Regions from separate parts of the Homo sapiens genome. Here regions 2, 3, 4, 5 and 6 are each linked to region 1. The links are chromatin loops, found by intact Hi-C in ENCODE. Cell type or tissue: endothelial cell of umbilical vein. All regions are shown on one strand. Region 1 has its middle 43 kb from the start of RASSF6. Region 2 has its middle 10 kb from the start of CXCL2. Region 3 holds the start of CXCL8 (C-X-C motif chemokine ligand 8). Region 4 has its middle 16 kb from the start of PF4. Region 5 holds the start of CXCL2 (C-X-C motif chemokine ligand 2). Region 6 has its middle 36 kb from the start of CXCL8.

What was found. Peaks named below come from ENCODE experiments on the same cell type or tissue, not always from the same donor. Only the 100,000 strongest peaks of a DNase experiment are listed, where the experiment ranks them.
Region 2: a loop joins it to region 1, with 7 times the contacts of the local background. A loop is called at or near these places in 3 of 110 quality-filtered maps.
Region 3: it touches region 1 in a loop (7-fold over the local background); 6 of 110 quality-filtered maps call a loop at or near these places.
Region 4: it touches region 1 in a loop (11-fold over the local background); 2 of 110 quality-filtered maps call a loop at or near these places.
Region 5: it touches region 1 in a loop (10-fold over the local background); 3 of 110 quality-filtered maps call a loop at or near these places.
Region 6: it touches region 1 in a loop (9-fold over the local background); 2 of 110 quality-filtered maps call a loop at or near these places.

Annotation. Positions count from the first base shown.
Region 1 is chr4:73,660,442-73,665,441 of GRCh38, reverse strand. No RefSeq gene overlaps it. Among named protein-coding and RNA genes, the nearest start is that of RASSF6, 43 kb to the right of the region's middle. RefSeq lists a silencer at 3,610-3,815. In endothelial cell of umbilical vein, a CTCF peak has its summit at 2,564; DNase peaks (open chromatin) are centred at 2,461 and 3,611; H3K27ac peaks cover 2,440 bases.
Region 2 is chr4:74,107,187-74,112,186 of GRCh38, reverse strand. No RefSeq gene overlaps it. Among named protein-coding and RNA genes, the nearest start is that of CXCL2, 10 kb to the right of the region's middle. RefSeq lists a silencer at 801-1,095 and an enhancer at 2,381-2,675. In endothelial cell of umbilical vein, no CTCF peak of the experiment used is centred here; DNase peaks (open chromatin) are centred at 76 and 2,716; H3K27ac peaks cover 4,115 bases.
Region 3 is chr4:73,738,002-73,743,001 of GRCh38, reverse strand. CXCL8 (C-X-C motif chemokine ligand 8) reads right to left here and starts at 2,433. Exons shown (of 4, transcript NM_000584.4): 1 at 2,280-2,433; 2 at 1,325-1,460; 3 at 970-1,053; 4 at 1-553. The coding sequence starts at 2,343. The coding sequence ends at 538. RefSeq lists a silencer at 3,676-3,970. In endothelial cell of umbilical vein, no CTCF peak of the experiment used is centred here; DNase peaks (open chromatin) are centred at 1,611 and 2,431; H3K27ac peaks cover 2,557 bases.
Region 4 is chr4:73,963,231-73,968,230 of GRCh38, reverse strand. No RefSeq gene overlaps it. Among named protein-coding and RNA genes, the nearest start is that of PF4, 16 kb to the left of the region's middle. RefSeq lists an enhancer at 1-353. In endothelial cell of umbilical vein, a CTCF peak has its summit at 3,052 (motif pointing right); no DNase peak of the experiment used is centred here.
Region 5 is chr4:74,096,031-74,101,030 of GRCh38, reverse strand. It overlaps CXCL2 (C-X-C motif chemokine ligand 2), which reads left to right and starts at 1,836. Exons shown (of 4, transcript NM_002089.4): 1 at 1,836-2,010; 2 at 2,109-2,232; 3 at 2,347-2,430; 4 at 3,260-3,991. The coding sequence starts at 1,911. The coding sequence ends at 3,275. In endothelial cell of umbilical vein, a CTCF peak has its summit at 2,002 (motif pointing right); DNase peaks (open chromatin) are centred at 1,740, 3,250, 4,330 and 4,620; H3K4me3 peaks cover 2,196 bases; H3K27ac peaks cover 2,567 bases.
Region 6 is chr4:73,773,993-73,778,992 of GRCh38, reverse strand. No RefSeq gene overlaps it. Among named protein-coding and RNA genes, the nearest start is that of CXCL8, 36 kb to the right of the region's middle. In endothelial cell of umbilical vein, no CTCF peak of the experiment used is centred here; DNase peaks (open chromatin) are centred at 1,202 and 2,432; H3K27ac peaks cover 1,312 bases.

The DNA of each region.
Region 1 (5,000 bases):
CTGTTCCAGCTCTAATGAATTAAAAAACTAAGAAAGTAAGAAATGGATATTTAATATCCTGGCTATGTTCTTTGAAGGGTGTCTCTGCAGACCACTAAAGTGAATATTTCTATAACATACACTGGGCAAGTCCCAGATTTGTCCCGGAGTTTCTGCTTCCTATGCCCTAAGTCAAGGTCAGATGTAGAGCAGCAAGTAATATTCTGACCAGTGAAGTTTAGCCAAATGATCCAAACAGACAGTTTGGTTTAAAGCTGCTTTAGGGATTCAAATCCAAATATCAGAAGGATCAACAATTCTTGATCGTTTTGAATCTAAACAAACACTACCAGTATCCTTCTTGATTTTTGGTTGTGCAAAATGATTGTCTTTAAAAACTTTCCAGAGCAGTCAAATAAACTTCTGGAGGTGTTAGAGTTATGTCAAATACTTTAACAACTCCCTTTTTCTGATGAAATTATGATCATTTTGTACTGAAAACAGAAGCATACATTTCTCATAAATCAAAATCACTTTAAGAAAAGTAGAGCAATTTGAAACACTCCAGGGGAAAGGAATAACATTCTACTCTCATGAATAAAAATTACTGGGGCCTGTCTCAGCAGAAAAAGTAATTCCTGGGAAGAGAAGTATCTCTTATGAAAGGCTTTTCCCCAAAACTGGATGGTTGTGTGGGAGAGGAGTTGGAGGGTGCAGAGGAGGCACAGAAAGGAAGAAATAAGCATAATAGGATGAGTGAGAACCCCAAACAGAGCCCCACTCAAGGCTGCTGTCCAGGAACTGGCAGCATCAGCATTGCCTAATGTTGGGAATGCAGGATCTCAGGCCCCACTTCAGACCTCCCAGGACCAGAATGTGCAAGTCCACAAGACCCCAAGGTGATTCCAGCACACATTACAGCGTGAGAAGCAATGGTTTAAAACAATGGTTCTCCACCTTGGCATCACTTTGAATTTTCTGCAGAACTTTAAATAAGCACTGATACTTGGGTCCAATCCCAGAACTTCTGATTTAATTTTTCAGGAGTATAGTTGGGGCACTGAGGATTTTTAAGCTTTCTTAAGTGATTACAATGTGCAGCCAAGATTGAGAACTACAGATTTAGTGGACTGATAATGGCAGTTTCTGTTTATTTGCTCTCCTCAGTGGCACTAGGATGTATGTAAATTTCTGTTTTAGACTTGAAGCCATGAGACCCTGTAAGAGGAGAATTTTTTATGATCGGGTGTAGGACACTCGACAACAGGTCATGGAAATCTGAGTGGTTTGCATTATATAACAGATCTTTCCTTACAAAATGTACATGTACAATAAATTTTTATAAATAAGAATTATTTTGCACTCTTAATATTTCCCATACACTGTACTAGACAACCATGCCCATTATTTCTAATCATCCCATAAGCTCTACAAAGATAGTGTTATTATCTCTCTTTCACAGATTTGGAAACTGAGGCTCAGAGATGTCAAGGGATTTCCAAGGTGACACATCTGATAAACAGTGCTGTCAGGACTTGAGTACAGGTCTTCTTGTCTCCAAAGCTGAAGTTCTTTACTCTGCCCTAACTGCTTCCCTTAAAAACACAAATCACATTTCAAAACCACCAAGTTTGTCATTTTAGTAAATACACAAGATGAATTATTTTGCAAGGCAGAGTTACTTGATGCAATCTCTCTTAATTTGCCTACTTTACACATTACAAAGTTTATGTAGATTTTCCCAAATGTAATCCAAGCTTTGATTTTAGCCCTCACATGGTGAGTTTTAAAAACAAATAACTAACTAGTTATTCCTCCTCCTTTCTTCCTGTTTTCCCCACCTTAACTCCAAGTCTTTTATAGAGTGAAGTTCAATTAAAATAAAATAAAATAGAGTATTGCCATGTAAGTATATTTAGCCTTCCAATTACCTGAAGGAAGTAATAAAGGAATAATTAAAACATTATGGTTCTGTGTGGGTTTAGTGGGCTTGGATGGTAATTTTCCTGACAGGAGCACACAAACTGATGCCCAGTAAGATGCTGCTGTACCCTGTTCTCAAACCACTTAAGAATGATATTCACGTTGCAAAGGAAACTCCCTATTGGGAACCCCTGGTGGGGCTTCCTTTTGAACATTTATACCACGATGTACCAGAACACACTGCTTTTATAGTATCAGACCACCCTCCAGTCTCTGGGTCAAAAGTCTGCTTAAAATGAATCCAGTAGCTGATAAAAATGACCTGAGGATGGAAAGAGAAGCCCCCAAATCACACTGGGCACCACACAGATGCCCAAGCAGATAAAAGTGATGCCTTAGAGAGACCATCAAGTGGCTAGTTCACATGCAAATGTTGCTCCAAGTACTTACAAAGTGAGGAGCTCTATACTAAGTGCTTTATATGCATTTTTCCATTGAATCTTCATAGAAACTCTACAAGAGTCTGTTAATTTTGTTTTACAAATAAAAATGCTGAGAAATGGAGAAGTTAAGTGACTTTCACAAAACCATGTTGCTAGTAAGTGATGAATTAGGAATTCAATGGCCACGATCTAAGTCCAGAGCCCACGTTTTTAGCCCAATACTGCCACTTATAGGTAGGATGTAATATCATTTTCTATAGAGATATTAAAATGGCAGATGCTTGACAGGTCTAACCAGCACCTACTCCCCCTGTTCCTCTCCAAACGGACCCCTATTTTCCTTTAAGGAAATAACTGTAGTGACCACCTGGTAATTACGCAGTAACCATGATTTCTTAGTGGACTGACCCACTTCCAGCTCAGGGGAAGGTCTTCAGCATATTCTTACACCCCTTGCAATGATGGTCAATTTACCTTGGTTCAATCTGAGTAAAGATCTGGAATTATCATTTGGTGATTGTGAGAAGTGATGCTTTCTACTTGGGAAATGAATAAGGAAGTGTGCAGCCTTAGCTGTTACGGCAGCCATCTTTGTGACCATGAGGTTACAGCCAGGCTGAGGATGAAGCCAGCATGAAGACAGAGGCCAAAATCTTGACCAAAAGAAGTCTGATGCTGGCTCTTCCTTTGGTTTACAGTTTTATGAACCAACAAATCTACATTATTGCTTAGTTCCCAAGGAGTTGGGTTCTCTGCAACTGAAAAGTCTTATCTGATACATGGATACCAATACTGTATGCTTTGTTGTCTTGAAATAATTCTAAGTGAGGAATTTACTTTCAGCATGCTATGGTCTTAATAGGAGCTCCATTGTGGACATCTTCCTGAAGATAAAAATATAGAATAGTCTCTAGACAAGCTCACTGCTCAGATAATTGCTCTACTGCTAATCTAGACTCTATAATTTGAAATTCATCATAATAGGTTAATATGAATAAAGGCATTCACAATGAGTCAATTATATTGCTATTCATCAACTTGTGTAAGTGCCTGAAGCACAATTTATGTCAAACTCAAGGAACACAAGCTTCATATCCTGAAAATTTGGGGAAAACGTTATTAGTCATAGGTACCTTTTAAACTAAAAACAGGAAATTTTGTTGTGAAATAAAACATGACCAAACTAATTGTTTCTCATTTTATTCAAAATCGTTTCCCCCATGAAGCTTTCCTCAGGAATTGAAAGAATGATATATACACTTCATGACTCAAGTCTTTCCACTGACCTCACTTACCAAGAGCTGCAGAATGTGGCTCCCCACATTGGCTATGATGCTCACCACAGCCCTTCTTATCATAACAGACCTCTTTCCTATCCACATTCCATGTGCACCTCAGCATGTTTCCTGTGGGTGTCCATTGGTCTTTCTGTTTACTCCCAGATAGTTGGATCAGCTGTACTCAAGATGGGAGGAAACTTCAAAATGTCAAAATGCCTATATAAGCAAATGGCAAGAAGTGTACCAGCCAAAGGCAAACTGGATTGTCATCTCCTTGAAAGTAGTTCTATACTCAAATTGTCTAAAGTGACAAGTATACAAATATATAATGAATATGCATGTATATGTGCTTATACATATATATTAAAATTTATTTGGGAATGAGGAAGATTGTTGAGCATTTGAAAAAATTTCATTGGACTATTAACTTGTCTGAAGAAAAGTATAATGGAAATTGAGGAAATCAGGAAAGGAAATATTGTACAAGTTAGGAAAGTTAACCTGGAAGGCTAGCTTATGATAATTGTGGGTTTTGCCATTGAAACTACTGTTAAAAAACACAACTATTTTTGCATCAACCTAATACATTATCCCATAATTATCCCTTGGAAGTCACCTGAGGGAGAATTGTTTTGCTCTCCAATAAATCTAACCAAGTTAATCTGAAATTACTAAAAGGTAAATTTTTAAAGTTCTCAATGTCCTCCTCCAGGAACACACATGGTGCGGGGCAGGGGGTGGGGTGTCTTACTAAAAGGGCATTAGAAAGAACTTACAGAATGTGGCCTTGTGTCACGTGATTTGGAGGAGGGTTTGAGAAGCATGGCTTTGCTCTAGATCGGATGTTGTTAGGAAGTGATATAAGGTCATGACTGGATCTCTCAATAATTCTTATCTAGGAAGAGGGAAGACTAGAGTCAAGCTAAAACTGTCAGCAATAAACAAGCAATAGCCACTCTAATTAGCCAGGATTGGGAGATATTGGGCCATGTTTGTGATTTAAACAGATTTCATTCTTTGCCTGTGTTCATGCATGGTTACGGAGAGGTCTTGTTTTTGTCTTGATTCACCATGGTCATAGGGTGGCATTGTCTGATGTCGGTATTCTGTGAAATCATTTATTTGAAGAGGAGATCGCTAAGACATAGCTGGAGTGCCAGGCCAGCTCCTGGATGTCAGAGGCATCTTTTTCTTTCCCAAAGCCATACAAATTTTTCAATGTCTAATCATATAAAGCAAATCTTTCCACTAAACAACAACAACAACAAAGTCCAAAAAGGCTGAAAAAGATATGTGTAGATTTATTGTATGAGTAGGAAATTGTTTTTTCATGTTACCAGTAACTTTCATTAGAGAAAGTTGATAAACTGTCTCA
Region 2 (5,000 bases), 450 kb before region 1:
TAACTCAGTGAGCAGGAGTATGTGTTACACCCTTTTGGCATGTTCCGGGTTCTTGTCCTGTGACCAAGAAGAATGACGTACACAGACACCGGAGAGTGAGCAAAGCAGAGAAGAATTTTCCTGAGTGGCAGAAAAGCTCTCAACACAAGAGGGGACTTGAAGTGGATGGTCCTCTGTGTGAGAGGAGGCCCAAAAGCAGGTGGCTGTCTGTAAGGCTGAGTTTGGGGTTTTTATGGGTTCAGAATGGGGGAGTGTATGCTGATTGGTCCATGGGTGGGCCTGGAAAAAGCATCATTATATTGGCTAAAAGGCATCGAGGAAATTCTCACTCTGGTCATGGGCTCTACCCCGAACTGGCAGCTCAGTTTTCAGTCTTCAGGCTGTCTTTGGCTTGGAGATCAGGTTTTACCAGGGACGCATCCCTGTCTGCCTAAGAATTTGTCTATCTCCTGTTGCTATCAATATAGCCAATGTGACCAGCTATTTCCAGGTCAAATTATGTCACTACATAGTGTGGCATGTGAAGATCCTAACTATACCCAGATAGATTATTATAAGTATCACCTTCCCCATTCTTATGTTCTAGTCTCCAATAGAACATATCAACTGCCAATTCATCAGAAATACTACCAACAACAACAACAAAAAACCCCTTCAATCAGGAAACGTTAAATTTATTAGAATTACTCAACAGGAGGAACAATGCTCTGACAGCATTTTAGTGTCTCAGAAGGAGGATGTTCAGAGAATTGGACTCAAAATGTTTAAAACTGATCTGACAAGGTAGGGAATGGACTGGAATTGGGCACAGTTGTTGACATAATAGAGTTAGTGGACAAAACAGGTGAGGGTCTTGCTAGAAAAAGCGAACTTGTCTGAGGAGTGATCTGCTGGCTCAGATGTGCAAACTGATGTCCTGAATAAACTGACTTAGAAGAATTTCCTCAAGCAAATGGCAAAGTTCTCCATGAGCTTAGTTTTATTTTCTATGTAAGAATTTCCTGGAACAAAGAGTTAAGTCATACTAATACAAATAATGTTAGTTCTCAAAAGAATGCTCTAAAAAGTAGAGAACTTCTTGGTAGTCTCAACTCCTGGAACAGTACCTAGTATAAAATAAGTGCACATAGAAATATATCTGGTAGTCAAAAAATATTTGTTGAGTTGAATGAAGATTATCTTGGTCCTAATTATAATGTTAATTAAGATAGACATTGTTGCAGATTTGAAAATGCCCAGAAGAGGAAGCCAGGGATCTGAATTCTAGTACTGATTCTACCACTAACTGCTAATCTGTCTGAAACTCTGTTTACTCACCAGACTAATGAGCAAATTAGACTACATTATTTCTAAGATCCCTTGAATTCCAAAATACACTACCACTTCCCACATTCACTTAGGAATATTTAAACCTCCTGCAGATACACATTTAACTGCTAGTGCACACAGGCTTCAGTTGTTGCTTAGAAAAGATAATGCATTCTGAGATTAGGGCTGATGGGAAGAGATACCAAATTTTCACTTGGTATCTATTAATAGCAATTTGGGGATCAATAGAATGCCTCATGAGTCCCAGAACATGTAGGCATGGGATGCCCAGATTTATGATCCAGAAGAAAAAAATCCTTCATCTTCTAGTATTTCATTCCTAGAGCCTTTGCTTGTTTCAAAATAATAATAATAATAATAATAATAAATAAAAGTGGTATTGCTATCAGTCTAGTGAGAACAACTCCCAAGAATTTTCTGTGCGTGAGAGTTGCCTAGATGATGAAACCCAGGACAAATCAATGAGTGAAAGAGAAAACCAGCTAAAGGGGAAAAAATATTCAAGAGATCCCAGCAGAGGATAATGAGGGCAGAGGACAGAGGCTATAGTAAGGGGAGGAAAAAGAGGATAAAGTTGATACAGATTATGTTTATGCAGAGCTATAAGCCGCGGTGTGTTGGTAAAACAGCTTTCAAATTTAAAAAAAAATCAGATTTGTAGCATTTGCTGATTTCCATAAACACTCCCACTGTGGTCAAATTTATGCTTCCAACAATGAATAACTGGCTATCAAAATTCCTGACCATTTAATAACCTGCTCTTGTAAGCCTGTATGAGCTGGCCAGAGCAATGAGGTAAGTGAGGCTGACTGAGTAGTTCTCACCGACCAAGGGTGAGCTCCTATAGGACCCTCGGGATGGTGACTCTTCAATTACTGAATACTTTTTCTGGGGTTTTCGTTTCTTTTCTTTTACTGAAATTCTCACTATGCTTTGCTTTAGGGAATTGGTATTCATATCCTGTAAGTCAAGGAGAGTTTTTTTGAGTGGGAGCTTGAATAAATTGAAGTGGGTCAACTCTCAAGTGCCAGACACCCCTGTTATGAGGTTTAGATGACAATTACTATTTCTTCAGTGATCCTTGGCCACTCTGAGATGGGAGTGGTCAGGGAGAGAAAGGAATGGAATGTCAGTGAAACCGCTTCCTGTTCTCAGCCTGCCCTGGGGCCTCACTCAATCCCAGCCTTGCATATCAGACCTTGGCCATCCTGTGAAATGAACATTCCTCAGCCCTAGCTTCCAGGAATATTGGATACTAGACTCGAAAATAAACTGATACCATTCACAGGCCAAACCAGAAGAAAACCAGGAAACATATGGCAAAAGAAGTTTTCTTCAAGAAATTATTTTCCATGTCATATTTGCGTAAATTTGTCATGGGCCTGTCACTTCCATGAAGGGGGAAACCAGCATGACTCTAGCATGCTGGCATCCTGGTGCCCTTTGCAGCTAAGGTCAGACTGTTTCTCCTCTTGCTTCTTTTCTGCATTTCTTAGTGGACTCATGACCAGCACATTTGAAGCTATAGATGATTATATTCAACACTGTATGTGCTATGAGTGAGCACCCTGAATTGCACAACAATATTTCATTTGGCTAATATTTCAGTTTGTTGAGTCATAAACCTGACAAGTAGCTACAGCCTACAAAATAGCATTTTCTGACTCAGTGCATGTGAGAGAGAAGTGGGAGCTAAAGGTTCTGCACAGCAGACACTGTTGGCACAACCATCTGACTTCACAGCCTTGTTCTATAATCTAGATTCTTCTCTACTTGACTCAATGGCATTGCTTTATAAATTCAGTGTAAATCTCAGACCTTCAAGAACATATCCCAAAATACATGATGAACAGCATCTGGTGTTCAGCCTTCTTTTCCTCTAACTATGAAAGTTTCCCACCAGGAAATGACAATAGCTGTCAACCTATTAACTCATGAGCAATTTGATGCCTTTTGTGTGAAGAATACAAGTTGAGAAATGAATTTCCTGTTGCTGAAATTCTAATACTTAGAAACTCTTCAATGAACAAACACAAGTATATTCTTTGTATTAGTAGCAGGGATAAAAAGGAGTTTCTTTAAACCAAACAATTTAAGTGTTTTGACAAATGTCAGCATAGTGGGATAGGATCTTAGACCATCAAACAGTGGGTTTTCCTTGTGTTGTAGTTTTTCAAGTGTCTATTGAAGAATCAAGAAATGCTGATTCTTCATTTTTCTTAATCATCTTCCATTGTCTATGTTATCATAAAATGACTAATTAAAATGGTAATTTTAACTAAAATTAATGGCTTTCTCACCTGATGTCTTAACTATTGAAGCGTATTATCTATACTCTCTTTCCCAAGAACATCCTATTCAATTCATTAAGCTCTGTTGGGTTCCAAGCACTTATAAAATGAACTCTGTGTGTAGATAAAAACAGAAATAATTCTTGTTTCAAAAACATAAAAATTCCTCTGAGGGGGTGTCAAAATTAGTACAAATTAAAATATGTTATAATAACCTAGATTTTTTCCAAAATTCATCTTTTCAGTCATCTGTTCTAGGATAATTTTTCATAATTTTCCTCCATATGCACTCTTCAATGCTTCATGAGGCCATATCTAACAATTGTGGGGTCTTGAGAGAGAGTTCAGAGAAGCCCATGATTCTCTGTCTAAATATTTACGGTTTTCTTAACTAGCTAACAAAATGTTAAATAAAATGAGTCTGAGGATCTTCCTGTCTTCACAGATATACAGTCATGCACTACATAATGACATTTTGGACAACTACAGTTGGAATACACAATGGTGAGGACATAGGATTACAGTACTATTAATATATATATTTACTGTATCCTTTGTGTGTTTAGATACACAAATACTGTTGTGTTACAATTGCCTAAGTATTCAGTACAGCAACATGATGTACAGCCTTGTAGCCTGGGAGAATAGAATAGAGCATATAGCATAGGTGTGGAGTAGGCTACACCATCTGGGTTTGCATAAGTGGACTCTAAGATGTTCACACAAGGAGGAAACAGCCTAATGCCAGATTTTGCAGAATGCGTTCTGATCTTCATGTGACACATGACCATATATTAATAACATTTTAAAAATATATAAAGTTATGGAATTTGTATGATGAGAATCAGCAAAATATCAGAGAAAAGTGAATTTGTAATTCCATATCTGGGTATTCTGTTATTGTGTAGGCAATGTCTGGATGCATACAAAATAAAATCATGCATAATTTAAGATTTATTCTATTATTCTATATTTATTATATAAAATTTATTTTTCTTCACTTCAGCAAAATTAGTAATTACATTTTTATAATTGAAATGGTCACATAATTTTTGTTCTATAGACAATAGTGCCATTTTAGATGATGCTTCAATCATTTCTTACATTTATTTATAATTAATTTAAATTTGGAGACATTTTACTCTTCTAATGCAGTGACAATAAGATTCCTAAAGCACTACTTGGATGCAGAAACAAAGCATACATTTGATGCTATATTCACACATTGTAATATGTCAGCTGTGGTAAGTTACCTAGACACTGAGCTTTCAGAATAAATTAAAAAGCATCTGGTGGACTGATTCCTTAGGGTTATGCTTATTAACTGATCTCAGAAAAAGATGTGGAAAATGTGGAAATAGTCGGCAGTAAGGATACATG
Region 3 (5,000 bases), 78 kb before region 1:
CACTTAGAAATAAAGGAGAAACCAAGGCACAGTGGAACAAGGACTTGTGGATCCTGGCTAGCAGACTAGGGTTGCCAGATTTAACAGAAAAAAATCCAGGATTTCCAGCTAAATTTGACTTTATGGCAAAATTTATTGTCCCATCATTTTTATGTGATGCTTCAAATATCACATTCTAGCAAACCCATTCAATTCCTGAAATTAAAGTTCGGATATTCTCTTGGCCCTTGGCCTCAATTTTGCTATTTGTATATTCTCCCGTGCAATATCTAGGAAAATCCTTATATTTAAAAATTATTTGTTGTTTTTTGTAGATTCAAATAAATAATACTTTACATATAAGTATGTTCTGGATATTTCATGGTACAATGAAAAACTATTCATTGTTTACTGAAATTCAAATTTAACCAGGAATCTTGTATTGCATCTGGCAACCCTACAACAGACCCACACAATACATGAAGTGTTGAAGTAGATTTGCTTGAAGTTTCACTGGCATCTTCACTGATTCTTGGATACCACAGAGAATGAATTTTTTTATGAATTCTCAGCCCTAAAATAAAATTAAAAATATAAAGATGAGCTATGTTTAATAAGAAGGAAAGTAGGGTTCTTGAAAAGTCAATATAGTCTTTGACATTCATGTGTTAGAAATGCTCTATATTCTCAACTATAAATAGGGAGATCAAAGAAATTATCATCTAAAATAGGACACTACTGGGAGTGACAAAGAACTTTACTAAGAGTATAGGACACAAGCTTAAACCCAGAATTTCCTGGGCAAACTATGTATGGTCTTTCTGGTCATGAGTACAACAAACTCACTATTGATGCTATTCCTTTTTTTTTTAACCAAAAAGGCAGATACCTAATGACGATTTTTAGCAACAGAAAGAAATTTATAGGCTGACTTTGGATTATATGTCTCAGGATAAATGAAAAATTTAAATTAAAAAATATATAACTTACCTCTTCAAAAACTTCTCCACAACCCTCTGCACCCAGTTTTCCTTGGGGTCCAGACAGAGCTCTCTTCCATCAGAAAGCTTTACACTGAAATAAGAAAGAAATGGTTCAGATTAATATTTAGTTTTTGCATTCAAATCATGATTCCTTAAGTCAGGCATAAAGTCTAAGTCCAAAATAACATTTATAGTAGTTGTGGAAGCTACCATATTTAAATGTCATGTAGACAAATATTTTTATTTTGTTTTGTTTCATTTACTACTGTAATCCTAACACCTGGAACTTTCCTAAATATTTCCACCTTCCTTAATTTTAAGTTTGCTAAAACAAAATATCTAATCTTTTTTAAAGTACTTACATAATTTCTGTGTTGGCGCAGTGTGGTCCACTCTCAATCACTCTCAGTTCTTTGATAAATTTGGGGTGGAAAGGTTTGGAGTATGTCTTTATGCACTGACATCTAAGTTCTTTAGCACTCCTTGGCAAAACTGCACCTGTTGGGGGAAAAAGTGATTAAGGATTGATTTTATCAACAGGCACAGCTCTGCCAGCTACTTCCTTTCTAATTCCAATATGATTATTTGGAGACTATGGAAGGCATCATGTTTCTAGTGAACTCATTCCTGAATATTCTCCTAGCCCTTGACCTCAGTTAGTTCTTTGTTTTAAAAAACAGTCATAACTGACAACATTGAACGACTTCCTATATAAAGAGTTAGAGTTCTTTTTGTACAATATCAACATCTTCATGGTATTTTTATCTGGTCAATATTGCATAATCCTCTGTGATACCACAGTGTTATTTATAGTAGGCAAGCTAAGACTCTCCAGCATAGAAATTGCCTTCAGAAAGAATTAACAGAAATATATAAATAAGTTATACATGCCTGGTCTATAATCAGGGTATCTTTAAACCAGACAGGAATTAATGACAAATCTGAGGCTTGTCAATGAAATACTACAAGGAGTGGAATTGTCTGAGTTACCTTGCTCAACTCAATATTAATACATAATATAGGTAACCGTGGTTCTCAATAGGACATACTATAAATTACTTATTTACGTTAAATATATGCATGCTACATGGTATAAATTATAAAAGCAGAATATCTATATTGATCAAACTTTATACTTTCCTAAGTGTTATATATAGTTTTTTCTAAATCTTCAATTTAACATTAATTGACTGCTAAGATTATATTCTGTTTCTGAATAAAAAGGATGTTTGTTACCAAAGCATCAAGAATAGCTTTGCTATCTAAGGATCACATTTAGACATAGGAAAACGCTGTAGGTCAGAAAGATGTGCTTACCTTCACACAGAGCTGCAGAAATCAGGAAGGCTGCCAAGAGAGCCACGGCCAGCTTGGAAGTCATGTTTACACACAGTGAGATGGTTCCTTCCGGTGGTTTCTTCCTGGCTCTTGTCCTAGAAGCTTGTGTGCTCTGCTGTCTCTGAAAGTTTGTGCCTTATGGAGTGCTCCGGTGGCTTTTTATATCATCACCCTACTAGAGAACTTATGCACCCTCATCTTTTCATTATGTCAGAGGAAATTCCACGATTTGCAACTGATGGCCCATCCCCTCAGGGCAAACCTGAGTCATCACACTTCCTATTTGTTCCTTATCAAATACGGAGTATGACGAAAGTTTTCTTTGATCTTTAAAATAATTTAATTTTAATATACATTTAAAATACTGAAGCTCCACAATTTGGTGAATTATCAATTGTATGCTTTTTTATTTCTAGATAACTTTATCATAGTACCATGTGACAGATATAGTACTAGAGTGGCAGGTGTTAGAACAAGATCATGGATGATTTTCTTTTAATGGCATAATTATTTTTTTTCAGTTAATTACAGATGCTATCATGATGGTGAAGATAAGCCAGCCAATCATTTTATTGGGGAGGTAATTTAAAATAAATCTTTTTCTAAGCATTTTAGAGAGTTTCTAGGAACTGTTACTGCTCTTAGGGGGCATACTACAACTTTTCAAAAGATTTAGTTTTCTAATGCATGTTAACAGAGTGAAGGGGCACATGTGCTTCACATAGAAATCAGTTCCACAAACATTTATGGAGTAACTTTCTGAGTAATGTGGGGGATCTAGAAATAGATAAGACTAGGTACTTGTCCTTAAAGAGTTTGGTCTATCAGAAGAAGAAAGCAATGTAAGGACTGACTATATAGCAGAATAGACAAGTGGTACTAAGACATTAATTCCAGTGGAGGCATAAGAGCAGAATCTTCCAAAGGCAGTTGGAGCAAGGCATTGAGGAATAGGAGGGCTTCAATAGAGGAAGATGAAAGAGAACAGCACATTCCAGATAGGAACAGTATTCAAGGCCACTCAAGTTGTAAAGTTAAGGTATGTTTATGCTCCAGAAAGTGGTGCACTGGAGCTGCTTGGTTGGGGTGGGAGGGAGGTGTTATCTAATGGAAAGTTGTATGCTTAGTGGAAAGAGCATCTGGGTTCCAACTCTGGTTCAGCCACTGTTGCTTCATGCTCTTTATCCAAGGACACCAAGTCTGACCTCTGAGGACCCATGATCACTAGCAAAAGGGATGGAGTGAGAAATTTCAACAAATCATAAAAAGGTGGCTTTATGTCCTAGTGTCCTGAAGAAAAGAATCCAAGACCTTTCTTGAAAGGTCTTGGATTCTGTAGATAAAGAGCACCAAGGAAGGGTTCTTATGATAGTAAAAGTCTGTTCGCTTCTGGGCAAGTACATAATTTATAAATAATTCACCTTGGTGTAACAGTTCTTCATTTTCAGAAAGTACGACAGAGCAGTGAATTTGCCCACACTGTGAACACACTGTGGAGGGGGAATGCCATTTTCAAATGCTTTCCAAAAAGGTTTGTCTGTTTCTGCACAATCATGTTTCTTTTTGTTATCTTTCTCCAACCAACCTAAGACTTGAGGATAAAATAATGCCTGGGTTACACTGAATTCTATAGCAAAGTAAATGTTTATTCTATATAATGTAGCTCCTATAGTTTTCAACTGTAGTATTTCAGAAACTTCATTATTCATTTAATATGTGTTGTTTATCTGCTAATGTCCCTTATTGTAGGAGATGTGAATGCTATGTAAATAGATATAGTACCTGACTTAAAGGACTTTGTTGTCTAGTGCAGAATATGGAAAATTAGTTACACAAGTAAGTAAAATACAGTGATGAGTGTTACAATAACAGGTAATTACAGGAAGTTCTGGAATCAAACAAACATGATCTTTGAGGCAGTTTTGATGAATGAAGGTTTTCTGAAGAAACAACATCAAAAGTGTTACCTTTATTGTTAATGAGGAGAAGAAAGACCAATGGGACTGCTTTGCTAGTACAGGACAGGAAGTACAGGACAATGAAATGTAGGCGAACATGGCCCATTTGGGTTTCTCAAACTATTTAGCATACGGAACACAGTGCATGGAGTGACAAGAAGAGAAAGCTTGGGCCGGATAGGTAAAAAAGACCTATATCTTAAAGAAAACTCCAAGTTTCTTTGCTTCAGTGATGTTGGCATGTTTAGCAAAGACACATTCTCATATGGACACAACCTGGCTTGACTGATTCAGTTCACTATCATTAAGACTCACTCATACAGCATCACTAAGACATTCAGAGTTCTGAGGATGTGCAAAGACTTCTTTGCTTTTCCCTAACGGTTGCCTTTGTATTTATGGTGAGCCCAACTTACATAGACACCTCGTTTTCCTCCTTATTTTCATGTCACTATATCTCCCTCTCATTCTCTTCTCATGGGCCCAACTTTATCCTGATATCATCCTTAAAGTTTGAGCTAATGAGGTCTACTTAACCTTGATGCTCACATTTTTTTTTAAGAATGAAGCCTTTCCAAGGCAAAAAGACCTCTTTTGCAAATGTTGTTCATCTCTCACAATGTAACCTTCAGTGCATTATGTCCTAGAACCCTCTCCATCAGAAGTGGGAATGGACAAAGATGAAGTGACTACAAGAGCATTGATTCTATCTTGTCTCACTTCTGTAAAGATAACCATTTGA
Region 4 (5,000 bases), 300 kb before region 1:
CAGAGCTGCTACTAGCCTCATAACCCCAGTGGTGGGAGGCTGGAGTCCTAGACCAATGGGTCTCATCCTGTGAGGTGCAGTGTAAGTGAAGCCTGTAGACAGTTGCTGCTCAACCCCCTGGATTTGGCTCCTTTCCTGGATGTGTGTAAAGGAGACTAACTTCCCCCTTTGCCAGAGCTGAAGCCACTAATGCTGGAATGCCTGGGGATCAAAGGCTTTTGGGACTTTGGCTATGCCTCAGCAGTGGCTCTGCTGAGACTCCCATAGCTTTGCATATCAGTCTGAAGGTTTTTGTGGGATGAGCTCACAAGGGCATCTCCTGAGACCAGGGCTTGCAAAGATCTATGGACCAAGTGTGTGTCCCAGGGTTTCTCATTCTCTCACCATTTCCCAGTGGTCGGGGAGCCTCCTCTGGCTCCATGCCACTGTCAGGTAGGCATTAATCTATTCTTGCTCCTCTGTGTTCTCCTTGGGTTGAGTTGTTTGTTTGATGAATCCCTGGGTTTGTGCCCACCTGGGTGTTTCAATTGAAGATGTAGTATTTATTCACCACTTTTTCTTCTCTTTGTGAAAGTAGTGCACACTAACTGCTTCCAGTCAGCCATTTTGGCCATCATGTAAACTAAAACTTTTTAAAAATATTTTCGCTCCCTCTTAACATTGAGAAATGGCAGATTAACTGAATGGATTTGATCTCCTTGACAGGCAATACTGTCATAGATGTGAATTCTATATCCATTCACCTAAGTACATCTGTGGTTTTTTAGATCCCTTTAAAATTAGAGAGAAAAAAGAAAGTAAACAAGACTCATGGAGACCTGACATCTCACAGTAATACTGTGGATTATTTCAATTACTGCACTTCTAAACTCTATGTATTATACTTATTCTTCATTCTGAGTGTTGAAATGATGACTCAATCTTCATTTACGAACAATAAAAGAAAGATATGATGGAATATGAATATGGTTGCAGGACAATATTCAGTCACAAAACATTTACAACAGCAAGTTAAAAGCATTATATTTTTATGTGTCAGGGCATGTGGACATTTTGTTGGTGTAGGGGTTTGTCCTCACATAAATTATTAAGCTATTTCATCAGTTATAAACATCTTATGACCATGGGTCATGACTGGCAAAGAATGTGCCTTGCTAGTATCAGGGCACCTGGACATTTTCTTGTTGTAGAAGTTTGTCCTTACAGCATTATTAACCTCCTTCATCAGTCATAAACATCTTATGACCATTGGTCATGTCCGACAAAGAATTTGCCTTGCTAATTTTAAGGTGGAGTTGATTTTAAAATGGTGTGACCCTGGGTCTCCTATGCTTCCCAAACAAATCATCAACAACAATGTATAAGAGATAAATAAAGGATCAAAGAATGTATAAACAATGAGAAAACAATTAACAATATGACAGGTCCTCACATATCAATAATAACCTTGAACATAAGTGGATTAAATTTTTCTCTTAAAAGATATAGAATGGCTGAATGAAATTAAAAGCATGATCCAACTATATGCTACTTACAAGAAACTGTCCTTACTGGTAAAGACACATACAGACTAAAATGAAGAGATGAAAAAGCATATTCCACACAAGTGGAAACAAAAAGTGAGCAGAAGTAGCTATGTTTATGTAACATGGAGTTTTAGTCGAGAACAGAAAAAAAAGATGAAGAAAATCATTATATGACAAAGGAATTAATCCAGTGAAAGAATATAACAATTCTAAATATATATACACCCAACACTAGAGCACCCAGATTCAAATACTACTAGGCCTAAAGAGAGGACGGAAACATAATAGTGGGGTCTTTACCACCTCATATCGGCATTAGATGGATCATCTAGATGGAGAATCAAAAAATAAATGTTGGACTTAAACTGTATTTAGGTCAACTGACCCTAAGAGACCTTTACAATAGCAGCAAAATACATTCTTTTTATCAGCAATGGAACATTCTCCAGAATAGAGCATACATTAGGTCACAAAATACGTCTCAGCAAATTGTTAAAAGTCAAAATCATATCAAATATCTTCATAGATGGAAATGGAATAGAATTAAAAATCAATACCAAGAAGAACACTGGAAATAATACAAACACATGGAAATTAAACAACATGCTCCTAAATGACCACAGGGTAAAGAAAAGAGTTAAAATGAAAATTTGAAAATTTAAAAATTCCATGAAAAAAGTGAAGATGGAAACACAACATACCAAAACCTGTGGTATATAGAAAAAGCAGTGCTAAGAAGCAAGATTATAGCAATAAATGCCTATATTAAAAAGGAGAATTTGGGAGGGCAAGAGGGCTGACTAGATGCAGCTGGGTCAAGCAGCTCCAACTGAGGAACTGAGATGACTAGCATGCTCCTAACAAATCTGCAGAGAGAAGGCACAGAGTATGGGTGGATAGAAGACACAGAAGCTGAGCTGAAGGGGGAGAAAGCGGGGAACCCTACATGGGGCTACAGCACACCCAGACTCCTTCCTAGCTCCCAATGGCTCCAGGAGAATGGGTGAGTTGAACTGGTAAGGAGCAACCTGCTTTCCCCACAGGTGTCTGGAAACCAGTAGGAGGAGACCTCTTTACCATCACAGACACTTGAGTTGGCAGGGAGAGCTGCTTAGGGAAGTGGTAGGGGCAGCAAGCCAGCTGATGTGGAGCCCAGAAGGTTTGGTGCGGGAGCATCTGTAGCAGAGTACAGCCAGTGATGACCATCCCTAGGCTTGACTTGCTCCTATAGGAGACTTTAGCCCTAGTGGAACTGTCAAGTCCTGAACTCTATGGGGCAGTCTTGCCCATCAGATAGGGCTGGTCCAATCTGAGCACCTCTTGGTCTGCTGACCTCTCCCAGGGCCCTGACTGACCATAGCTGCTTGCAGGGAAACCTTGCATACCCTGGAGGCCCACCCCATAGCTTCTGCACTGGCAGACTCATGCCTGACTGGTGAAGAGATCCAGCAGAGCAGCCCCTACAGCCACACACCAGCCTGCATTCTCCCTCCCCATACTGAAGCTTCCCCCACATCCATTGCTACTCCCCACATTGCTTTGCTGGTGTCTGCCTGCAGGTGGCAGATTTTGCTTTCCTTGTCCTGCCAGCGCACAGGAATACATGCGGTCCTCACCCCTCCCAATGGTAACCACCATCACAGACTGAGTCTTGCCGGGGACAGAGACAGCCAGTCCCAGCCCCACCAGTTGCCTGTTCTTGCACTAACACCACGCAGAGAACAATAGATCCTTCTCTGCCCTGAGAAATCACTCCTGCTTGCAGGGCATAGAGAAGGCACACAGAACTGTGCTCGCCAGTGCCCTGCACTTAAGCCAACATCACCGGAAGATAAGCCCACAAATATGAGAAAGAATCAGTGCAAGAACTCTGAAAATTCAAAAAGCCAGAGTGCCTTCCTTCCTCTAAGCAACCATATCACCTCTCCAGCAAGGGTTCTGAACAGGGCTGAAATGGCTTAAACAACAGAAATAGAACTCAGAATATGGTTAAGAAGAAAGATCACTGAGTTATAGGAATATGCTGAAACACAATTCAAGAAAGCTACAAATCATGATAAAGCAATGGAGAAGCTGACAAACCAAATGGCCAGTACAGAAAAGAATGTAACCAATCTGATAGAGCTGAAAACTCACTACAAGAATTTCATAATGCAAGCATAAGTATTAATAGCATAATAGACCAAGGAGAGGAAAGAATCTCATGGCTTGAAGGCTCACTTTCTGAAATAAGATAGTCAGAAAAGAATAGAGAAAAAATAATGAAAAGGAACAAACAAAATCTCTGAGAAATATGGGATTATGTAAAGAGACCCAATCTGTGAACTCATTGGTGTCCCTTAAAGAGATGGAGAGAATAGAACCAACTTGAAAAATATATTTCTGGATATAATCCATAAGAACATCCCCAACATAGCTAGAGAAGACAACAGTCAAATTCATGAAGTGCAAAGAACCTCAGTAAGATACTTCACAAAAAGATGATCCCCAAGACACATAGTCATCAGATTCTTCAAAGTCAAAATGAAACAAAAAATGTTCAAAGCAGCTAGAGAGAAAGGTCAGATCACCTACAAAGGGAAGTCCATCAGACTAACAGTGGACATGTCAGCAGAAACCATACAAGCCAAAAGAGACTGAGGGTCAATATTCAACATTTTCAAAGAAAAGAAATTTTAACCCAGAATTTTATACCTGGCTAAACTGAGCTTCGTAAGTGAAGGAGAAATAAAATTCTTTTCAGACAAGCAAATTCTGAGGGAATTCATTACCACCAGACCCCCCTTACAAGAGCATGTGAAGGAAGCACTAAATGTGGAAAGAAAAGACCATTACTAGCCATTACAAAAACACACTGGAGTACACAAACCGGTGACACTATAAAGCAGCCACATCAAGAACTGTGCTGAGCATAAACAAGTCTGAAAAATAACAAGCTGAAAACATGATGACATGATCAAATCCACACATATCAACACTAAACTTGAATGTAAATGAGTTAAATTCCCCAACTAAAAGGTGCACAGTGGTGAGCTGGATAAAGAACCAAGACCCGTTGGTATACTGTCTTCAAGAAAACCATCTCACATGCAGTGACACAGAGAGTCACAAAATCAAGAAATGGAGAAAAATCTACCAAGCAAACAGAAAACAGAAAAAAGCAGGGATAGAAATCCTAATTTCTGACAAAACAGACCAACAAAGATCAAAAAAGACAAAGAAGTGCATTACATAATAGTAAAGGGTTAAATTCAACAAGAAGATATAACTGTCCTAAATAAATATGCACCCAACACAAGAGGACCCAGACTCATAAAGCAATTCTTAGAGATCTACAAAGAAACATAGACTCCCACAAAATAATAGTGTGAGACTTCAACACTCCACTGACAGTATTAGAGACAGAAAATTAACAAAGATATTCAGGACCTAAACTCAGTACTGGATCAAACGGACCTAGTAGACATCTACAGA
Region 5 (5,000 bases), 440 kb before region 1:
GTGGCCTTCTTGCTGTGTCCTCACAATGCAGAAAGGGAGAGAGAGCCAGAGATCGAAAGCTCACTGATCTCTTGCTGTAATGGCACTTATCCCATCATGGGGGCCATACCTTCATAACCTCACCTAAACCTAATTACTTCCCATGGTCCTGTCTTCTAATATTAGCACATAAGGGAGTCAGGGCTTCATCATCTGAATTTGAAAGAGACACAAACATCCAGCCTATATCAGTAAGGTTGTGAAACACCACTTCTATTTTGTTATTTAACAAATATTTACATAACACTTTACATGCACTGATGGTTTACACATATTAACAATCAATACTTCTAACAACCCCGTGAGGCAGGCACTATTATAAGCTCTTCTACAGGGGAGAAACATGAGCAAATAAAGCATAAATTACCAAGGGTCATGAAGCAAGTTAGTGGTATGGCTGAAACTTCAGCCCTGACATCCTTATCAAGTGATCTCTACAGCTGCAGCATCCAGGGAACACTCTATTCCTAAGGTAGTCCCACTTCTTCATCCTCGTGCCACTCCCAGCCCTTCTCATAGCAGTGGCAGAATATCTCCATATCCCTGAAGTCTGCATCCACCAGGAAGAATTAAGACAGAGTATTGTAGGCCTACAGCTTAATTTTTAAAGAGAGGGGGTCATTGAAATTGATGATGAAAAGTCAGTAATCCAGTGAGAAGGCATCAGCTAAACAGGCTTGGAAATGCTTTATTGACATTCCTCTAGAACTAAAATTTCCTCGATAGCTGTTTCTCTAGAGGGAACCAATCCCAGGATGCTGGTAAATACATATGGCATGGAAATGCAATTATGTTAGCAATCTAGTATGTATATATCAGACATGTCTGCTTGTGCTTAGAGTAGTAAACAAGCGGAGTCTCATTCCCTGCTCCTTTTCTGGTGGTGTCTATGGCCTTTTCTGCCCAGGGACAGCACTAGAAAAGGCAGACCTCCTGAGCCCAACAGGCCCCTCGCAGCTCCCAGTGACTTCCATGGATCAAAACACAGACTTCCATACAACAAAAAATTGATGCTACTGGAATTACTAGAGTTCGAGATGTTCCAAGATTTCAAAGAGAGAAAGGATGGGGGATTGCAACACTGTTAACTAAAATAAACACTGAATTGACCCTTGGCAATGGTCTGTTCCCGCACCCAACACCTGGCTCCACTACGTTGAAACACACACACACACACACACACACACACACACACACACACACACACGTGATATTTGCTTTTAAGATCATAAAACACCAGGAAGGAGACAAAAGCTCTTATGCGTCATCTGAGATGACACATGTACTGTTAAAGCGTGCGTTTATTTCAAACATTAATGAAATTTGCAGAACCCAAACTAAAGAGAGAGGATAGATAAGACATGCTGCAGTTCTTGCCCTAACTTTCAATCCCAACAACTGAAATGTCTTCCAGAGAAGTAACTCCCCCCGGTAAGGATGTAGCGCGGTCCCTACGTGGGTCTAAGGGATCTGACCCACGACGCACTGCACTGGGTTCACGAAGCGCCTCCTCGCAGGCGGTTATCTCGGTATCTCTGAGAGCGGCGGGCTCTCGCTCCCGCTCCAGGGATTCGGGGCAGAAAGAGAACATCCCACAGTTGGCGGGAGTTACGCAAGACAGTCAGACCCGGACGTCACTCGTGAGTGCCCCGACCCCCCTCCACCCCAGAGGCGGGGCCATCGCCTTCCTTCCGAACTCGGGATCGATCTGGAGCTCCGGGAATTTCCCTGGCCCGGGACTCCGGGCTTTCCAGCCCCAACCATGCATAAAAGGGGTTCGCCGTTCTCGGAGAGCCACAGAGCCCGGGCCACAGGCAGCTCCTTGCCAGCTCTCCTCCTCGCACAGCCGCTCGAACCGCCTGCTGAGCCCCATGGCCCGCGCCACGCTCTCCGCCGCCCCCAGCAATCCCCGGCTCCTGCGGGTGGCGCTGCTGCTCCTGCTCCTGGTGGCCGCCAGCCGGCGCGCAGCAGGTGGGTCCCGGCGCCCTGGGGTCCCCGGGCCGGACGCGGCTGGGGTGGGCGCCCCGCGCCGACAGCCCCGCTCAATCAGCGAGTCTCTTCTTCCCTAGGAGCGCCCCTGGCCACTGAACTGCGCTGCCAGTGCTTGCAGACCCTGCAGGGAATTCACCTCAAGAACATCCAAAGTGTGAAGGTGAAGTCCCCCGGACCCCACTGCGCCCAAACCGAAGTCATGTAAGTCTCGCCCATCGCTGCCGCTGCCACTGCTGGGGTCCCCGACTCTCCCGCTGCCCCAAACCCTGTCCTCAGCCCGACCTCCTGTCTCACGAGATTCCCTTCTCTCTGCAGAGCCACACTCAAGAATGGGCAGAAAGCTTGTCTCAACCCCGCATCGCCCATGGTTAAGAAAATCATCGAAAAGATGCTGAAAAAGTAAGTTATAATTTCCATGTACACAGGCGACTGGAGCTGTTGGTCAGAAATACTGGCGTCTGCCCCCTAAAAAGTAAATCAGGAAAACCCAGGGTTAGCTGCAGGACTGAAAAAATTATTATTTTCACAAAGTTGCCATTAAGGTTATTAATCTGTTCTGGTGCCAGAGGATATTCCCAGTGCCCAGGGTCACCACCCAGGTTCTTCCCTCCTGCCAGTGAATGTAGGTAAAACTGCTTTCATGTAAGGTCTCATTGGAGTTTGCCAGTTGTGCTGAAGTGTTTTCCACCTGTTAAAAAACACAAGCTTCATTTCCCCTAGTTCCTACTGACTTTCAGACCTGAAAAGCAGACCCCCTGGTTTTTTGTAAAAGTTTAGGGTTGAAGTGCAGAGATTTCACAATAATATTGCACTGGGTATATAACTGGTTGCCACCACCTATTAGCCATGTCACTCAGAGACAATATTATTTAGTTTATCTGAGACTCAGCAAAACAGGGAAAATAATGGTAGCTACATCATGAGGTTGCTTTGAGGCTCAAGTGAGGCCCAGTATGACAAAGAGCAATAGGCTCTGGCTGTTTTAGCCAGTAAAACAGTGTAGACTGCCACTCCTCCACCCCACGTCACCCCCATTCCTAAAAGAGCATCCCAAGCCTAGAGGTCCTTGCCACACAGCACAGCTGTCACAGGCAGTACCCACTTGGGTGCCAGGCTGGGGAAACTGCATTCAGAAAACTCTAGAGCCTGGGGAAACAGGACAGGAGAAGACTGTTGTGCAGTCAGCTTTCCTGAGCACCTACTCAGGGCACCCATTTTCTCATTACAGTGGCAAATCCAACTGACCAGAAGGAAGGAGGAAGCTTATTGGTGGCTGTTCCTGAAGGAGGCCCTGCCCTTACAGGAACAGAAGAGGAAAGAGAGACACAGCTGCAGAGGCCACCTGGATTGCGCCTAATGTGTTTGAGCATCACTTAGGAGAAGTCTTCTATTTATTTATTTATTTATTTATTTGTTTGTTTTAGAAGATTCTATGTTAATATTTTATGTGTAAAATAAGGTTATGATTGAATCTACTTGCACACTCTCCCATTATATTTATTGTTTATTTTAGGTCAAACCCAAGTTAGTTCAATCCTGATTCATATTTAATTTGAAGATAGAAGGTTTGCAGATATTCTCTAGTCATTTGTTAATATTTCTTCGTGATGACATATCACATGTCAGCCACTGTGATAGAGGCTGAGGAATCCAAGAAAATGGCCAGTGAGATCAATGTGACGGCAGGGAAATGTATGTGTGTCTATTTTGTAACTGTAAAGATGAATGTCAGTTGTTATTTATTGAAATGATTTCACAGTGTGTGGTCAACATTTCTCATGTTGAAGCTTTAAGAACTAAAATGTTCTAAATATCCCTTGGACATTTTATGTCTTTCTTGTAAGGCATACTGCCTTGTTTAATGTTAATTATGCAGTGTTTCCCTCTGTGTTAGAGCAGAGAGGTTTCGATATTTATTGATGTTTTCACAAAGAACAGGAAAATAAAATATTTAAAAATATAAAATGTTTGTTTTATTTTGGGGGAAACAAGGACTATATTTGCTGAAAAATCTGATGATTTACATCAATATTTATTTCTCAATTTTTTTCTGGGTTTTCAATCTGCTATACAGATAAACTATGAATTATGCCTAATTTCATGTGGTGATTGCTGTCACTCCCCTTGGCTCTCACCTAGTAAAGAATGTGCCTTACCAAACTATGGTCTTGCCCCTGATGGGAGAATCACTGATACATATTGCCATTTTTACAAGAAGTTCCTTACTACCTTGCTACTCAAATTTACCTCCTTAAAAATATGGAGGGGGGAAATATGGCAGAGACGTTTTAACCAGAGCAACTCCATCTTGAATAGGGGCTAGGCAAAATGGGGCTGAGGTTTACTGGGCTGGGCTGCATTCCCAGTAGGTTAGGCATTCGAAGTCACAGGATGAGATAGGAGATTGGCACAAGATACAGGTCATAAAGACCTTGCTGATAAAACAGGTTACAGTAAAGAAGCCAGCTAAAACCCACCAAAGCCAAGATGGAGACGAGAGTGACCTCTGTCGTTCTCACTCGTCATTATACACTAATTATAATATATTAGCATGCTAAAAGACACTCTTACCAGCCCCATGACAGTTTACAAGTGTCATGGCAACATCAGGAAGTTACCCTGTATGGTCTAAAAAAGAGAGGAACCCTCAGTTCTAGGAAATTGCCCACCCCTTTCCTAGAAAACTCATGAATAGTCCACCCCTTGTTTAGCATATAATCAAGAAATAACCATAAAAATGGCCAACCAGCAGCTCAGGCTGCTGCTTTGCCTATGGAATAGCCACTCTTTATTGCTTTACTTTCTTAATAAACTTGTTTTCATTTAAAAAAAATTAAATTCTTGTAGTTATCTTAACAAGGGATCGCATTTGTTTGCTTTTGCTAAATAATTTTTCATATAATTGTTGACAATTTAATGAAGCTGTCAATAAAATGGTGGCTAAAATATTTTGTTTTTCAAAACTCAAG
Region 6 (5,000 bases), 110 kb before region 1:
CCTGTAATCCCACCATTTTGGGAGGGTGAGGTGGGTGGGTCACCTGAGGTCAGGAGTTAGAGACCAGCCTGACCAACATGGTGAAACCCTGTCTCTACTAAATACAAAAAAAAAAAAAAAAAAAAATCAAATTAGTTGGGCGTGGTGGCAGGTGCCTGTAATCCCAATTACTTGGGAGGCTGAGACGTGAGAATCCCTTGAACCCAGAAGGCAAAGGTTGTAGTGAGCCGAGATTGAGCCATTGCACTCCAGCCTGGGCGACAGAGAGAGATTCTGTCTCAAAAAAAAAAAAAAAAAAAGTGCTAATTTCACTAAGTTTAGTACTTTTTAAATGTATTCCATAGGTTTTGATAAATTGCATTTCCATTTTCATGTGTTTCAAAAAAACTTTAGTTTCCTTCTCAATTTCTTAACTCACTTTGTCAGTTTCTTTTAAAATTATCTATACAGGTTCATGACCCAGTAATATCAATTCTAGGTATTTAATCCAAGATAAATAAAAGCATATATGTCCAAAAAAGTATTGGACATAAATATTCATAGCAACTTCAGTAACAAAATAAAAAACTAAGGACAATGAAAGTAGGAAAGATTGTGGTATAACCCCATAGTATGAAATACTACTCAGAGACTAAAAGGAATGAGCTCCTGCAAAAACATGAATAAATTTCACAAATATTATGCTGAGTGAAAGTCAGACAATGAGAGTGCCTAGTGCATTATTCTATTTCTATAAAATTCTATAGTGATAAAATTGGATCAGTGGTTATCTGGGACTGGTAGGGGGCAGAGTGACCGACTAAAAATGGGCAAGAGGGAACTTTGGGAGCATAATGTAAATATTCTATATCTTGGTTGTGGCAGTGGCTACATGAGTTGATATCTTTATCAAAACTCATCAAACATGACACTTCAAAAGGATATGTTTTTACTTTGTAGAAGGTATACTTGGATCTTTTTTATATCCTTATTCAGATAGAATACCAGTATAGCAGCTCCTAGGATTTGTCACAAATGGAAAATGACATGTCATCTTCATTTCAAAATTACAGTTCTTAAATCTGGGGAGGAAAGCCAACACCCTTTTGGACCATGAATACTGCCCAGAGTCCATCAGCTACTCCGTTTGGAATTTCAGCAGTTTCACAGACACAGACTCCTGCAGGCAATGCTGCAGCATCCTGAGTTGATTCATTCACTCAGTGAGCCATAAAATATGAGACAATTTCTCACACTTTGCTTCATCATTTGCTGTTTTTCAGGCCAAGATGACAACGAGCCCAGCTGAAGCTGACATCCCAGCAAATTGCATGACAAATTGCAAAGACGACTAACCCACAACCTACTCTTCTGGAAAATACAATTTAAATAAAATAATTTTAAGTGATTTTCACCTGTTTTCAAAGTACATGATACAGTTTATAAGTATTAAATTTAAAAAAAGACTAAAATGTACTTAGTGACTTTTCATCATTATTGAAATAAAATTTTATCAATTTAAAATATAGAGAAATGAAAATATGTTAATTATTTTATGGCTTTTTCCCCTTAATCTTAAAATACGATTCAGAGGTAAAGTTGTATTTGTTTTGGCTCAACATGCATTATTTACTTCAAATTAAGTATATCAAAAAGCAAAAGTGCATGCTTTTAATATTTCTCTAGTAACTTAAAGCAGATTATCAAAATTACTGTATTTATAATCTTTTGTTTATTTTACAATGATTTATGAGATTAATTAACTTAAAATCAACTGTATCCACCTTCTGGAGGCTTTATGTAAAACAAATTAAATAGACATTTTAGGCATTGAACCATAATTTTCAGTAAGCATTTCTTTGGTTTACTAATGTTTCAAATAATACAGATTATACTTTTTTTAACCTCTGAAAAAGATCATACATTTTTGTGTTTAATAAAACTGCCATGGTAAGTGCTAAGGAACATTTATTCAGTGACAGTAAAGGTATTGAAGATAAGTATGTAAGATAGGATCCATCATCTTTATATATGGAGACAAAGCTTTTGCTTCTCCACCCAAAAGTGCACACTTTGACACAATTATACCTTCAAAAAATATCCATTTTATAAAATATAAATGTATTAGGTAAGCCAAAAATAATAAATTAACATGCAGTGTACCATCAGTAAGCAATAGGTAGCTGGCTTTCTTTGGCTTATAAACATTGAGATAGCCACACAAAGTAAGTTTAAGAACAATTTTGAGACCAAGGAAAAGCAGTGCATTAAGTATTAAGCATTTATCCAGGGACAGCAACATGCATGTTTTCAGAATGTTTCTACTCAGCTCCAAAGACACCTGCACCCTGTGGTAAGCAGGACTGGGATCATTGCAAGGCCCACATTGCGGACACCATGAAGGATCACAGACTCAGTGACCTTTTTGGCACTTCTCCAAAAGCTGTGTCAACATCAAAATGTTTTGGCTTTTCCCTTCATCTCTGCCAGAGAAAATAATAACTTCCTTTTAGAACATCTAGTTCAGAATGTAGGTTAATGGAATGCTTTATCTAAACCAGCCAAATTTTCTTTTTTCAGAATGAAACCGCAGAAGTGAATATGGTTTGGAGTTACTAATCTTCATAACAAGGAAGAAGGAAGTTTGGCAAATAAAAGTTCAAAGGGATTTTTGATGAAGAAATGATTTAAATCCCCTTATTTTCCCCTGCCAAAAAAAAAATTCCACACATATTACCCTTTTAGACCTCAATTATAAAGCATTTTATTCAAAAAAGTAAAATATATGTGCATATAACCATTACCTATCTACCCACCTCTGAGATTAGCTCTATTAATATTTGATTATAATTGATTCCAATCTTTTTTAATTAAAAAATACATAGACTCTAAAGTCCCATTCGCCAGTTTTCTCTCTTCACTATTCAAATCCTGTGATGATAGTATCATTCTCTTTAGTGTTCTGAACTTTTACCATAGATTCATGTTTCTCTATATAGTATTTAGTGCTTAACATCTACGTGAATGACATTGTACTGGATGTAGCATTTTGTATTCTTTTTTACTCAGAAGTATGTTTAAAGGTTTACCCTTGTTTAACCAGTTAGATTGAGTAGTTTCATTTTAACTCTATCATTGCACTGTTTATGAATTTTACTCCTGAGGTTCAATAGTTTTTGCTATTACCAACACTGCTTCACAAGCATCCTTATAGCAATTTCTTATGTACATGGTTGAAGATTTCTCTAGTGCAGACGCAGAAGGGATAATGCTGGGGTAAGTTCTGCATATCTTCAGCTTTCACTAGATATTGCCAATTTCCAAAGTTATGTGCATTTATATTTACCCCAGCCATGTCTGAATTTCCATTTTCCCATATCCTCACCAAAATTCAGTGTTACCAGATTTACCAGTTGTTGACCATCTGATGGATATGCAATGCTATCTCATAGTGGTTTAAGTTTGATTTTTTTTGATAACTAATGAAACTAAGTATCTATTAAGTTTCTGTGAATTGCCTATTCATATTCTTGTCCATTTTTCTATTGGAGTCTGGGATTCTTTAACTGATGAGTAGCGGTCATATTTTAGATACCTGTATATTCCAAATACTTATATATTCTAAATACCTACTGCAGATGAATGAAATTTTCACTGTGTTAAGATGAATGTTAGACTGTTTAGATGACACTTTGAATTCCACTGAATCTCAATAGAAATGTTTTACAATTTATTTTACATCTATCCGGAGTGTCAAGCCTTACTGCTCAATATTATATACATGTTCTCTTATTTCAATATACTTTCATGTATCTTTTTACTTATTTATCTCATAGAAAGGCAAGGTAGAATAATGTTTGACAGGAAAAATCAGACTTTGTACCAGACTGACACTTTCTAGGTTTGAATCCCAGCTCTGTAGCTTCCTAGCCATATAATAATGAGTACATTATATAAGTTCTCTTCACTTCAGCATGTTTATCTAACATAAAAAATAATAGTAATTACCTCATAGAGTTACAATAAAGGTAGAACACTTAGAACAATGCCTGGCACAGAATAAGCACCCAGTGTTAGCTATGATGATTAGTCTATAAAATTGCAATGTAATTTAGAACTTTTAAAAATTGTAGTTTTAATACAAATTATATTTAATAAAGGTATTAAAAGTAAATGCCAATAGCCTCAAAGTATTTTCTCTAAAATATTTGTTAATTATTGTTTTGATTTGAACATGTGACCACAAATTCTTTAAGGTGGAACTTAATTTCCAGCCCCTTGAGTGTGGAATACACTTAGTGACTCCTTTCTAACACATAGAGTATAGAAAGCCAATATAGTAACATTACAAAGAAGAAACTTGCCTGACAGCACTTTAACCACATGATCAATGTTAACATCACCAGTTAAAATGTAATGTTTTTATCATGTGCAATGAGAAGGGTGTGGGTGGCAAGCCACCCAGGCACCGAGGCAAGAGACCGAGGACGCGAGCTGTTCCAGTATAATAAAATATAAAACAAGAATAGTTATACCAGATATAGATCTTAGATATATGAATATCATTAATCATTAGTTTGTAGCAATTACTTTTTATTCCAATATTATAATAATCCTCACTCTATAATCATAACCTAGGAAAAGCCAGGCCATATAGAGATAGGAGCTGAGGAGACATAGTGAGAAGTGACCAGAAGACAAGAGTGCAAGCCTTCTGTTATGCCCAGACAGGGCCACCAGAAGGGCTCCTTTGTCTAGACATGACGCCAGTGTCTGGGAAGACGCCCGTTGCCAGGCAGACCATGGTCTAGCGGTAGCAAAGAGTGTCAAGGAACAACACCCGCTACTTAGCAGACCGGGAAAGGGAGTCTCCGTTTCCCTGGGGGAGTTTAGAGAAGACTCTGCTCCTCCACCTCTTGTGGAGGGCCTGACATCAGTCAGGCCTGCCCACGGTTATCCGGGGACCTAACTATCTCCCTGTGATGCTGTGCTTCAGTGGTCACGCTCCTAGTCCGCCTTCA